2 separate regions of the Homo sapiens genome follow, and region 1 is linked to region 2. A link is a contact called in ENCODE Hi-C data. All regions are on one chromosome and are shown on one strand. Each heading gives the region's core, a stretch centred on a gene start or an enhancer-like site at or near the end of the contact. The rest is flanking DNA. Distances are from core to core; before and after follow the strand shown. Region 1 holds the start of AARS2 (alanyl-tRNA synthetase 2, mitochondrial). Region 2 holds the start of RSPH9 (radial spoke head component 9).

Region 1 (6,208 bases), core at 3,155-5,654, 670 kb before region 2:
CACCTTTGGGAGAAGGAAGCTGGTTGGGGGCAGGGCAGAATCCATGGAGGGGCCCTGGGGTGGCTGCAAAGTTCTATTTCAAGACCTGGGTAGTGGATACAAAGATGTCTGCCTTTGAATCAACAACATTGAAACAAGTCAACATTTGTTTTGGTTGATTTTCTGCATCTACGTTTTATGGTGTGATTTTTAAAAAATCTCTATTGCAGTGTTTGGCAAACTTTTTTTGAAAAGCCACGTATTAAATATTTTAGGCTTTCCAGGCCAAGAGGCAAAATCGAAGTTGTTATGTAGGTATTTCTTTTTTTAGTATTTATTGATCATTCTTGGGTGTTTCTCGGAGAGGGGGATGTGGCAGGGTCATAGGATAATAGTGGAGAGAAGGTCAGCAGATAAACACGTGAACAAAGGTCTCCGGTTTTCCTAGGCAGAGGTCCCTGCGGCCTTCTGCAGTGTTTGTGTCCCTGGGTACTTGAGATTAGGGTGTGGTGATGACTCTTAACCAGCATGCTGCCTTCAAGCATCTGTTTAACAAAGCACATCTTGCACCGCCCTTAATCCATTTAACCCTGTTTCAGAGAGCACGGGGTTGGGGGCAAGGTTCTAGATTAACAGCATCCCAAGGCAGAAGAAATTTTCTTAGTACAGAACAAAATGGAGTCTCCTATGTCTACTTCTTTCTTATGTAGGTATTTCTATAACCAGTTAAAATGTTTATCTTGGAGACCGAGGCATGAGGAATGCTTGACACCAGGAGTTCAAAACTAGCCTGGGCAACATAGCAAAACCCTATCTCTTTCAAAAATAATAAAAATAAAATAAAAATAAATAAAATGTAACTACAGTATTTTTTTAATGCATGAGGATAAACCTCTAGAATTGAGGCCCTCAAGGGTCCACCAATACTTGAATTCCTGATCCGGGGGCTCCACCAGCCATCGGCGTGCCCTGATGACTTTGCCAGATTCCCATGGTAACCGCTCCCCTTCCACCCTGGTCCACATTAACCTCCACGGCTCTAAGCCACAGGCGGACGCAATCACCACCCTCACTTCCCTAAGAAGCTGGGGGAAGGAAGGGGGCGAGCGCTCTTGCGCACGATGAGCTCCCAGCTACACCCACCTACTCTGGGTGAGCACCCCTCCCAGGAGAAAGGGAGAACCTAAGGGCACCTGAGTCTTAGGCCCCAGGACCAGGCAAAAGAACGTTTCCTAAAGCCTGTGTCCAGACTCCCCTCACAAGTCCTTTACTACACCCTTGTCACTCAAGGTATGGTCTAGTAGACTAGCAGCAGCAGCAGCATCACCGGGAGCCTGCTAGAAATGCAGAATTTCACCTACTCCAGACCTACTGGATCATAGTCTGCATATGTAACAAGATCGCAGGAGATCCATATGCATATTAATGTTTGGCAAGTGTTGGTTGCTTTCACAATCCAGATAAGCCAATGCCATAAATAAACACATCAAATCAGAAACACCTGTCGTAGGCTGACTTTTTAACCTAGACGCTAAAAGACTGTTTTTATGATTTATAAGAGGAAATTCCCAAAGTTGAGTTCCCCATGCTTAGTAAGAGTGAAAATTCCCTTTGTCTTCTCTGACCATCAATCCAGGACAGAATGTCTCACTGATCTTGGGGTCCTGCTCTCAAAGCCAATCGGGAAATCAGAAAGGACACTTTCTACTCCTAGAATAAGAGTGTTACATCTTTTAAACAAGGTGAAAGGGAGAGCACAAAGAATGGCTGGATGCCTTGAACCTACCAAGATAAGTAGGTCGAATGGCAACGTAAGGGTAAATCCCACCTCCAGGGAAGATAAAGCACCACTGTCTTAAACAATGAAAGGAGCACCCCAAATGTTGCTCACAAAACCCAGCTGAGTAACTCGCAAAAAGCAGACCCCATTTGCATGTTAAACCTCAAAATGAAATTCCCATAAATACTAAGACAGTGGATCAGTACCCTTCAGAGAAGTTCCCAGGATTGGTAACTTCCCTGTCTGATGAGTTTTCTCCACCTCCATCTATCTTGGGAAACTGCAGTCCTTCAATTTAACTTCCTCATCAGATGACAGCTGCAAACCAGAACAGACACGTCCCAATCCTAGATGAACCGCTTTGCTTCACTGGGAAATATTAAAAAGAACCTAATGATTCACCAAAGAGCACCACATTTAAAGAAAAGAAAATTATCATTTTTAGTGGCAAAGACAAAATTAGATGAGAGAAAAACCTACTTCAAACAGAAAACAACTAAAAACATTTTTCTAAAAATCCATGGTACATGCTACAACATGGATGAACCTTGAAAATATTATTTTATGTGAAAGAAGCCAGTTACAAAGAACCACATATTACATGATTCCATTTACATGAAATGTCCAGAATATACAAGTCTGTAGAGACAGAAGGTAGATTAGTGGTTGCCAAGGGCTAGGAAGGATGAGACGATTGGGGGTTAATGGCTAAAGGATTTGGGGTTTTATTTGGAAGTAATGAAAATGTTCTAAAAGTGATTGTGGTGATGGATGGGCAACTCTATGTAAATATACTAAAAGGCATTGAACTGTATACTTTATTTAAATGGGCGAATTGTATAGCATGTAAATTATATTTCAATAAAGCTGTTTTAAAAAAATTATATGGCTCCACACTAGATCCATGTTTGGAGTTTCTAATGTAACACAATGACTTTCTGGGCAAAATCTGAAAAAAAAAAAGTTGATGTCAGTACTGAGTAGAGGCCCTGCCAGGTTTGTATGGCAAAACACTCCCATCTCAGTTTGGGAAATAATTTCACAGTCTTGTCTAAAGATCATCAATCTCAGCTGGGCGCAGTGGTGCATGCCTGTAATCCCAGCACTTCGGAAGGCTGAGGTAGGCAGGTCAGCTGAGGTCGGGAGTTCAAGACCAGCCTGACCAACATGGAGAAACCCCATCTCTACTAAAAATACAAAATTAGCCGGGCGTGGTGATGCATGCCTGTAATCCCAGCTACTCAGGAGGCTAAGGCAGGATAATTGCTTGAACCCGGGAGACAGAGGTTGCAGAGAGCCGAGATTGTGCTATTGCACGCCAGCACAACAAGAGTGAAACCCCATCTCAAAAAAATAAAAAAGTCATTAATCACACAGAAATCCCCAGCTGGCTTTAGCTTTCTGTTCCAGAAACACTGGAAAAACCAAAACAGGCCAAACACACTTTCAAAACAACACCTTTAATCTATGTGGGCAAAGGGAGAAAAAGGGGATCATGGAATAGGAGTTATAGGTGCTGTCAGAACACAAAGTTAAGAATTTACTATCACTATAGAAATTCAAGTCCAATGTAGATTCCGCAGAGAAACTATGTATACAAAGACCCCAAATAACTTAACACACACAGAATCGTGGCTAAAAGAGACCACCCTGATGGCTAAGGCCTTCTCGGTTATTACACTGACCTCAGCTCTGGAACCTCTATTGAGTTTTAGCTTTGGCAGATTCTCTTCTGTCTTCCCAATCTGTTTAATTTCCCAAGCCAAGGGCATCATGAGAAGCCCCATGAGCACCCTGATTGCATCCACAAGGGCCTGTTGGCTTCAGGGTCACAGCTGTTACTATGGAAAGACAGAAGGGAGAGGTAGAACAGGTATATCTCTTATCCTAAACGAAAACACACAAAACCTTAGGGCATTAGAAGGCTTAGAGAGTGAAATCTCTGCAGCTATTAGCCAACAGCTTCCTCCTGCCTTGACGACCTGGATTCTCTCTGATCCCCAGGCAAATGAGAAGACCAAATGTTAGGCAATTAATAATATAGCAGATGCTGTTTGGCTTCTGTGTTCTCCTATAGACTCCTGCTTCACGGGCAAAAATGGCCGTGTCTGATGCCAAGGTCCAAGGAAACTGGCAAATGCCTAGAACAGTGCCTAGCACATACTAGGTCTTCAATAAATATTTGTTGAATACCTCTTGAATGAATGCTGATACTCCCCTGTCACTCTCTGCCTTCTTCCCTCAGCCTGGAAAAACACACACAAAACACACACACACACACACACACACACACACGAAGTTGAATCCACACCTGTTTATTGCAACCCCATCTGTAACTTTGCAAAACTAATAAGCACAACAGCAATTACTGCTAGAATACGGATTTCAGTGGGCAGGGCATTTTGTCAATTTTGTACCCTAAAAGCCCAAAACAATGCCTAGCACATAGTAGGCTCTCAATGAATATTTGCTTAATGCCGAATGAATTAAGAGCCTACTATGTGCCGGGCGCTGTGCTAGACTCTGCCAGCGACCCAATCGATCGCTTCCACCCCGGCGGCAGAGGCCGCCCCCTGAGTCCTCCTACCGCCAGGGGCCGCTGTAGGAAACGCCTGGCTTCCTTCCCTCGTCACTCTTTGACCACGTAAAGTCACTGCCCGGAGCTACGATGGCAGCGTCAGTGGCAGCTGCAGCCCGGAGGCTGCGGCGGGCCATTCGAAGGTCGCCCGCATGGCGGGGCCTCAGCCATCGGCCGCTCTCATCGGAGCCCCCTGCAGCCAAGGCCTCGGCCGTGAGGGCCGCCTTTCTGAACTTCTTTCGGGACCGCCATGGCCACCGGCTGGTGCCCTCCGCTTCCGTGCGGCCCCGCGGCGACCCCAGTTTGCTTTTTGTCAATGCGGGCATGAACCAGGTGAGGGCCGAACCATACTGATAGGGAGCGGAGTTCGTGAGTTTTCTGGTGAGAAAGACGCTGCAGGATTGGGCAAAAGAAGCGAGAGGCGGAGTTCGTAGCTTTTGGGGAAAGAGGGCGGTGCTTGGTTGGGTAAAGTGATGGGGGTACGGCGCTCAGAGTATAGGGAGGGCTTGGGGAGGGCTTGAGCTGGGAACTTCTGGATTGGGATTGAGTATTAGGTCCAGAAATGGCTGGAGTGGAATCCCGAGGGAGAAGTCTGATTTCATTTATTCGTTATTTAAATAAAGATAACGCTTTCATTAAATGTTTATTGATCACCTATTGTTTGCTGAGTACTATTCTCTAAGGTTTTGGTTTTTATCAACCACTCATCTTTTCTAGACTTCATTGTCCTCATCTGTAAAATAGGGGCGGCATAAGTTAACCTTAGAGGCCGTCTGGGCTCCCTACTAAATGAGTCTCAGTTTTGTTCCCTGAAGTTATTGGGTGTGGTTGAAGAAGCTGAGACGGAGGATGCCACCTTTCAGCGTCCCATTTCCAGCTCCCAACACATTCCTCCTTCTTTTACCTTGCCTATTTTACTAGGCAGAGGGTCTCCGGTTCATGATTTGTTTACCTCTTCTCTGCTCCCCACACACCAGAGATGGCTGTCCCGAGGCTCCCAGTTTGTCCTCATAGACCAAGATTACACTGCACTCTCAGGGGCACAGTCAGCCTTCGGTCTGAACAGCCATCCCTATCCTCACTCCCCACATTTCCCTTCTACTGAGAAATTGGATATCCCTCTCCCCCTCCCCACTCTATGTGCTTCCAGTTCAAGCCAATCTTTCTGGGCACCGTGGATCCACGAAGCGAGATGGCAGGCTTCCGACGTGTGGCCAACAGCCAGAAATGTGTGAGAGCTGGAGGACACCATAACGACCTGGAAGATGTGGGTCGAGACCTTTCCCATCATACCTTCTTTGAAATGCTTGGCAATTGGGCCTTTGGGGGTGAATATTTTAAGGTGAGTCTCTGGGGATCAGTGATCAGCCAAGAAGGGAGTCAATTTGTCCTGTTTCCATTGTACTGTCTGCTTAGGCAGGGCCTCATACCAGATGTGGAGGCAAAGTGCTAGTTGAGCCGGTGTAACAGGAATTACCTCACCTCCCTGATTGGATTGTAAGTCCCTGAAGGGCAGAGACTGTACTTTCTGCCTAATGATCACTCAAAAATTGTTGTTTGAATAAATGGTCAAACAGCAATGCTAAGGTGCTTACTGGAGTTAAAGATCACTCTAGGCTAGAGTAGGCAGAGAATTTCATGTGAAAGTGGGACTTGGTCTGGGACTTGAAAGAAGATAGGACTTAGAAGAAGGGGGAAGCTTTCTGGGCAGGAAAACACTCAGAGGCAGTAATGGTTCATGGCTTATTCTGGGAACAAGATGGCAGCAGAAATGCTTTTGTCTTAAGTCGGGAGCTAAACTCATGTGGCTTGATTACTTCAGTGGGGTCTCCCTCTCACCCGTCTTCCCCCCCCACCCCATGCTGGTTTCT
Region 2 (7,224 bases), core at 3,043-5,542:
ATCCCAGCTAATCAGGAGGCTAAGGCAGGAGAATCACTCAAACCCAGGAGGCAGAGGTTGCAGTGAGCCGAGATCACACCATTGGAATCCAGCCTGGGCAACAAGAGCGAAACTCCATCTCAAAAAAAACAAAACAAAAACAAAAACAAAACAAAAAAAAACTGCTCAGCCTACTAAAACAGCAACCCTCCAAATCCATGTCCTTCTAGAAAATGCTGTTCCTGTCCTTCCCTCCCTCTTTCCCAACTTTCAACAATAATCTCAGAACAACAATTGCCCTGTGGGGGACTTTCCTCCCCTTCCTTTTCACTCTTCAGCCCACTGTGCCATGATTTCTGCCCCACCACTTCAAGAAACTGCTTGGGAGAAGGCCATCCTTGACACCTAACGGCCAAGAAATGCATCTCCAGTTCTATTTCCTCTGACATCTCCCTTCCCGCTCCTCCAGGGCCTTAAGTATTTCCAGGGACCCATTCTCACCCCTCTTTTCTTTTTGCAATCTTTCCCACCTGCCTTCCAGAGCCCCAGCTACTGCCTAGTCTGTATCCAGAATCCAACCACTTCCACAGCTCCCACCTTGGCCCAAGCCACCATCCCCTACTGTCTAGATATTGCCATCGACTCCTAACTAGTCTCCCTGACTCCACATCTATTCCCCCTTTGGACTAGTCCCCACCCAACTGTTCACACCTAAGCTGTCATGTCACTCCTCTGCAGAACCTTCCAATGGCTTCCAATTAAGCCAAGTCTTACAATGCCCCACAAGGCCCTGCATGATTGTTTCCTACTCCTCACCTCTCTGACCTTGTATCCTACAACACTCCCCTCACTTATTCTTCTCTAGCCACACTAGTCTCCATGCGGTTCCACAAACACACTAAGCACACACTTGCCTCAGGGCATTTGCACTTGCCTAGAATTCTCTTCCCTCAGATATTTACATAGCTCACTCTCTCAGTCACTTCAGGTGTCTTCTCAAATGTGACCTTATCAAAGAGGCTATCCCTGACCAAACTATTTAAAATAGTACCCCATCTTGTATTCTTTTTTTTTTTTTTGAGACAGAGTTTCGCTCTTGTTGCCCAGGCTGGAGTGCAATGGTGCGATCTCAGCTCACCGCAAACTCCACCTCCTGGGTTCAGGCGATTCTCCTGCCTCAGCCTCCCAAGTAGCTGGGATCACAGGCTTGCAACACCACACCTGGCTAATTTTGTATTTTTAGTGGAGATGGGGTCAGGCCATGTTGGTCAGGCTGGTCTCGAACTCCTGACCTCAGGTGATCTACCTGCCTCTGCCTCCCAAAGTGCTGGGATTACAGGCATGAGCCACTGCGCCCGGCCCATCCTGTATTCTCTATCCCCTTTAGCTTTTAACATCATCTGACATCTAATAGATGTGTGTGTTCAGCTGTTGTCTATCTTCCGTTCCCTGCCCCCTGAACACACACTACAATGTAAGCTCCATAAAGACAAGGATTTCATTTACCACTGAACTCCTGGTGCCTAAATCAATGCCTAGCACATGGTAGCACATAGTAGGTGCTCAGCAGATGCTTATAGAATAAAATGAAATGAATCCCAAATCTCTATCTTCAGTTCAACTTTTTCTTCTGTATTCTACATCTGTACTTTAATATACCTTCTTAACACCTTGTAACTCAGGCACCTCACATCAAATTCACTATGTCTTCCCTAGTCCTGCCCCTGAATTCTCTCCTACTGAGTGGTGCTGGTACTTAACTTACTCAGCTGCCTAAGCTAGGAGGGGTCAGCCTTAACCTCTCCTTTATAACCATCCTTATTCAATGAGTTACATGTCCTGACAATTCTAGCACTTAAATCTTTCCAACCCATCACCTCCTCTGCATTCCCTCGGATACCTCTTCCTTTCAGGCCTCATTCATATGGACACTACAATGGACTCCTAACCACAGTGCTCACCACACTTTCAGGCCATTTTGCCCACTCTGATCGGAGCAGGCTCTTCTTGCAAGCCCCTCAGTAGCTCCTCATGGCCTATGAACAAAGACCCATATCCTTTTGCCTCTAGAACCAGTTCTACACAACATCATACTACTGTTCTCCCAAACACTCTGAGACTTCCCCAGCCAACAAGTTTGTCTAACTGTTCCCTAAATAAATAGGCCGTTGCTGGCCTATTTATTTTTAAAGTTTGTTTATTTATTTATTTATTTGTTTTGAGACAGGGTCTCGCTCTGTCACCAGGCTGGAGCGCAGTAGTGATCCATAGTTAACTGCAGCTTTGAACTCTCGGGCGCAATCCTCCCACCTCAGCCTACCGAGTAGCTGGGACTACAGGTATGCACCACCATGCCCTGCAAATTTTCCTTTTTTTTTTTCTTTTTTTTTTTTTGAGACGGAGTCTCACTCTGTCACCCAGGCTGGAGTGCGTGGCATGATGCCAGCTCACTGCAACCTCCGCCTCCCAGATTCAAGTGATTCTTCTGCCTCAGCCTCCCGAGTAGCTAGGACTACAGGCGCCCGCCACCACGCCCGTCTAATTTTTCGTATTTTCAGTAGTGTTTCACCGCGTTAGCCAGGATGGTCTCAATCTCCTGACCTCGTGATCCGCCCAACTCTGCCTCCCAAAGTGCTGGGATTAAAGGCGTGAGCCACCACACCCTGCCTTTTTTTTTTTTTTTTGTAGTGATGAGGTCTTGCTATATTGCCCAGGCTGGCCGAATGGACTGCTTTGTAAGGTAGTAAGCTCCCCTTTAGTCAAAAAGAGGCTGGCCGGGCATGGTGGCTCACGCCTGTAATCCCAGCACTTTGGGAGGCCGAGGCGGGTGGATTACTTGAGGCCAGGAGTTCGAGACCAGCCTAACCAGCATAGTGAAACCCTGTCTCTATTAAAATTACAAAAATAATAAATAAATAAATAATTGCCAAGCGCGGTGGGTGATCCCAGCACTTTGGGAGGCTGAGGCGGACGGATCACGAGGTCAGGAGATCGAGACCATCCTAGCTAACACGGTGAAACCCCGTCTCTACTAAAAATACAAAAAAAAATTAACCGGGCATGGTGGCGGGCGCCTGTAGTCCCAGCCACTCGGGAGGCTGAGGGAGGAGAATGGCGTGAACCCAGGAGGCGGAGCTTGCAGTGAGCCGAGATCGAGCCACTGCACTCCAGCCTGGGCGACAGAGCGAGACTCCGTCTAAAATAATAATAATAATAATAATAAATAAATAGCCAGGTGTGGTGGCACGTGCCTGTAATCCCAGCTATTTGGGAGGCTGAGGCAGGAAAATCGCTTGAATCCGGGAGGCGGAGGTTGCAGTGAACCAAGATAGCGACACTGCACTCCAGCCTGGGTGACAGAGCAAGACTCTGCCTCAAAACAAAAATAAATAAATAAATAGCTGGATGGTCCTGTATGGTAGTGACCAGGGAATTTTCCCCAGCTCTCTCCCCATTCCGCATTCGTTCTCTATTTCCAAAAGCGCCTCCAGCTCCAGAGCAGATACCTCTATCAAAGAGCACCACCCTCTCCCTCTGGCGTCTGACTCTTCTCCAAACTGAGCCTTCTCCAAACTGAGCCAGGCCCAGCACTTGGCTGGAACCTGGCTTCTTCTCCAGGTCCGCATTTTCCAGAAACCTTCCCACTGCTTCACCTGCGTTCTTGGCCCTGTCTCTCTTATAAACCCATCCGCATGTAAGTTTCTCTTGGCCTCCTCAGGCGGAGAACAAGCTCTCGCAAGGCCCCGCCCTCCGGGGGACATCGCCCGTCCATTGCCCCGCCCTCTCAGGCTCCGCCCTAGCCTCAGATTCCGAGACATCCCCATCCCCGCCCTTTCCCTCAACCACCTCTTGACCGTCCCCAGGCCCGCCCCCCAGGGTCTCCCCCATTCCACTCATCTCAGATCCCGCCCACACCTCCCTTGGCCCCATGGGCCCCGCCCCTTTCAATTGCTGCGACCCGCCCACCCCGCCCTGCCTCCAGGTAGCCACCCTCTGGGGAGCCCGTCCCGGGGGCCTCCTCACCTATAGAGCGTCTTGCGCGGTGCGAGCTGGTCCTCACTCAGGCCCTGCGCGATGTAGTAATCGGCGACGAGGCCAAGGATGCGGCCCCAGAAGAGAACCCGATCATAGCGGTAGTCGCGCTTAACCAGCATAAGAGACGTGAGCAGCGAGGCCCGACGGTCCGGGCTGAGGCCCTGCCCACTGCCGGACGCCAGCTCCAGAGACAGCAGGAGGCTGTCGGCGTCCATCAGGTCAGCGGCTCCGCTCAACGCCCGTCGAGTTGCTAGGAGAAGCCGCCTCCATGGAGACCTGAAGCTCCGCCCTTCCGCCTAGCTGGACGCTAGGTTCCACCCACCCCACCGCCTACCGCCCAGACCTCCTCCCCACGGAGGCCTAGGCATCAGCCCCCTCCCTCATCCTTTCCAGAGTTTGGGACGGGATGTCTTCAGTTGCCACGGCCACAGTATGGCTTCCCCTACAGTTAGGCTACAGTTGGGGTTGTAAGTCCAAACCCAGCCTTTTTCCATAGATATTTGGCCTTCCCTGAGCCCTTTCACATAGTCGACATTTAGAGTCTTTACTGTATATGGACCTGGGGTCTGGAAAGAAAACAATACAAAACCCCAACACTGACACTAACTGTACTATTTCACCCCAGTCATGTCACTTCTTGACCTCAGAATGATCTGTGAAGAATTTGAGATTCCTCCTGGCTCTAATTAAGATTCTGTCAACCCGACTACCTCCACCCGCACCCCACCCCAAGCCAGGTCTTACAGAATGAGGTCCATCCATTCTCTTCCATCTTCACCAGCTGTCTTCTTTATCTACCCTTTCCATAGAAATATTCTAAGTGACAAATGAAAATCTAGGCAATGGGGGCAAGGTATAGGGTAACACCTTGGGAAAGGAGGGTGAGGAGAGAGATACAAAAAGGGGGACTTTTATAGACTACACTTTCTCATCAACTACCACCTTTCTCATCAACTACCAACTACCACCAACTGTTGTTTTTAGATCCAAATGGTAGCAAGAGATGAAAGGCCAGAACCTCACTGCAACTGGAGCTTCACTCCCTGGGCTAGATCACTTCTCCACATTCACTTCTTGAGTCCCCAGCCAAGGACAAACAAACAGGTTCCTCAGCAAGCTTGTTGCCACAGGAGATGGGCTTTATCGTTAATGTTGCTAGTTGATATTTTCATTTCTGGATTCCTTTGAAGAGCACTCAGGAAATCAGAATGACCTGGGCCCCAGCTGATAAATAAGTGTGTAAATAACCCAGATAATTACTTTTTTGATTGTCTGGGCATTGTTGGTTTTCGGGGGTTGAGACAGGGTCTCACTTTGTCACCCAGGCTGGAGTGTAGTGGTGTGTGATCTCAGCTCACTGCAGCCTCAACCTCCTGGGCTCAAGTGATCTTCCCACCTCAGCCCCCCAGGTAGCTGGGACTACAGGTGTGTGCCACCACACCCAATATTTTTTGTATTTTTAGTAGAGACGGGGTTTTGCCATGTTGGCCAGGCTGGTGTTGAACTCCGAGCTCAAGTGATCCACTCACCTGAGCCTCCCAAAGTGCTGGGATTACAGGTGTGAACCACCACGCCCAGGCTTAGGCATTGTTTAGGAAGGCATTGTTATGAGATCAGCCTGACCAACATGGTGAAACCCTGTCTCTACTAAAAATACAAAACAGCCGGGCTTGGTGGCCCACAGCTGTAATCCCAGCTACTCGGGAGGCTGGGGCAGGAGAATGGCTTGAACCTGGGAGGCAGAGATTGCAGTGAGCCAAGATCATGCTACCGCACTGCAGCCTGGGCAACAGAGCGAGCCTGTCTCAAAAAATACAACTAACTAACTAAATAAATAAATAAAATTAGTATTTGAGGGAGTTGATTTGGCTTAATGTGTTATCTCAAAACAATTTATGGCTCTCTTGTTCACAACCACCCCCACTCCCTTTAGGCAGACCTCTCAGCCTTTCCTTTCCCTGAGCGGGAGATACGGCTCAATCTCTCTTCTATAATAGCATTAAACAGAAAAACAGTCAAAATTCTGGCTGGCAGTAAGGGAGGAGACCACCCCTCATATTGTCTTATGCCAATTTCTGCCTACAAAGAAGTAAAAACTAAAAGGCAGAAATGAAATCCACGGGCAGACAGCCCAGCACCGCGCCCCGGGCCTGGTAGTTAAAGATCGACCCCTGACCTAATCGGTTATCTATAGATTACAGACATTGTATAGAAAAGCACTGTGAAAATCCCTATCCTGTTTTGTTCCGATCTAATTACTGGTGCATGCAGCCCCCCGTCACGTACCCGCTGCTTGCTCAATCAATCACGACTCTGTCACGCGCACCCCCTTAGAGTTGTGAGCCCTTAAAAGGGACAGGAATTGCTCACTCGGGGAGCTCAGCTCTTGAGACAGGAGTCTTACCGACACTCCCGGCCGAATAAACTGCTTCCTTCTGTAACTCGGTGTCTGAGGGGTTTTGTCTGCAGCTTGTCCTGCTACAGCAGAATATGCTTCAAGTGGTCATAGCACAGAAAAGAGCCCAGGCATTTTGCTTTCACTGATTTCATACTTAGCACCTATTGCAGGCTCCATGGCAGACACCAGAATCTGAAGCCAGAGAGGAGAATCTTACAGCTTCCTGATGCTAATACCTTTGGCAAGGCAAATCCTGGCTAAATATTTCAGAGTAAAACCACATAGGATGTGCAGTAATGTAGGCGAATCCAAGTTTCACCACTTAGGCAAGCTGCTCAATTTCCCCTGGCCTCATCTATAAAATGGGGACAATAATTCATGCACTGCAAAGTTGTTAGGGTTAGATAATGTAAGTGCTTAAAACAGTACATATACTTTAAAAATAGTATATTTTAGGTGTACGTATATGTATCTTATTCTATGTACATATGTGTACGTATGTACCTTTTTTTTTTTTTTTTGAGATGGAGTCTCTCTGTAACCCAGGCTGGAGTGCAGTGGCACCATCTCAGCTCACCGTAACCTCCGCCTCCCGGGTTCAAGTGATTCTCCTGCCTCAGCCTCCCAAGTAGCTGGGATTACAAGCGCCCACAACCACGCCTGGCTAATTGTTTTTCTTTTTTCTTTTTTTTTTTTTGAGACCGGGTCTCACTCTGTTGCCCAGGCTGGAGTGCAGTGGCGTGATCTCGGTTCACTGCAACCTCTGCCTCCCGGGTTCAAGCAATTCTCCTGCCCCAGCCTCCCCAAGTAGC

Evidence for each region. Hi-C counts contacts between places; a loop is a spot of excess contacts on that map. Pooled maps may share reads with other maps.
Region 1: a loop to region 2 is called in a pooled map, with 2.9 times the contacts of the local background. The contact joins the promoter of AARS2 here to the promoter of RSPH9 in region 2. A Hi-C loop is called at or near these places in 4 of 50 pooled maps.

What each region holds. Positions count from the first base shown.
Region 1 is chr6:44,311,543-44,317,750 of GRCh38, reverse strand. AARS2 (alanyl-tRNA synthetase 2, mitochondrial) reads left to right here and starts at 4,404. Exons shown (of 22, transcript NM_020745.4): 1 at 4,404-4,670; 2 at 5,488-5,679. The coding sequence starts at 4,428. LOC124901322 (a long non-coding RNA gene) reads right to left here. Exons shown (of 3, transcript XR_007059594.1): 3 at 3,204-3,600. RefSeq lists an enhancer at 4,100-4,659.
Region 2 is chr6:43,642,104-43,649,327 of GRCh38, reverse strand. It overlaps RSPH9 (radial spoke head component 9), which reads right to left and starts at 4,292. Exons shown (of 5, transcript NM_152732.5): 1 at 4,003-4,292. The coding sequence starts at 4,229. RefSeq lists a silencer at 4,685-4,873.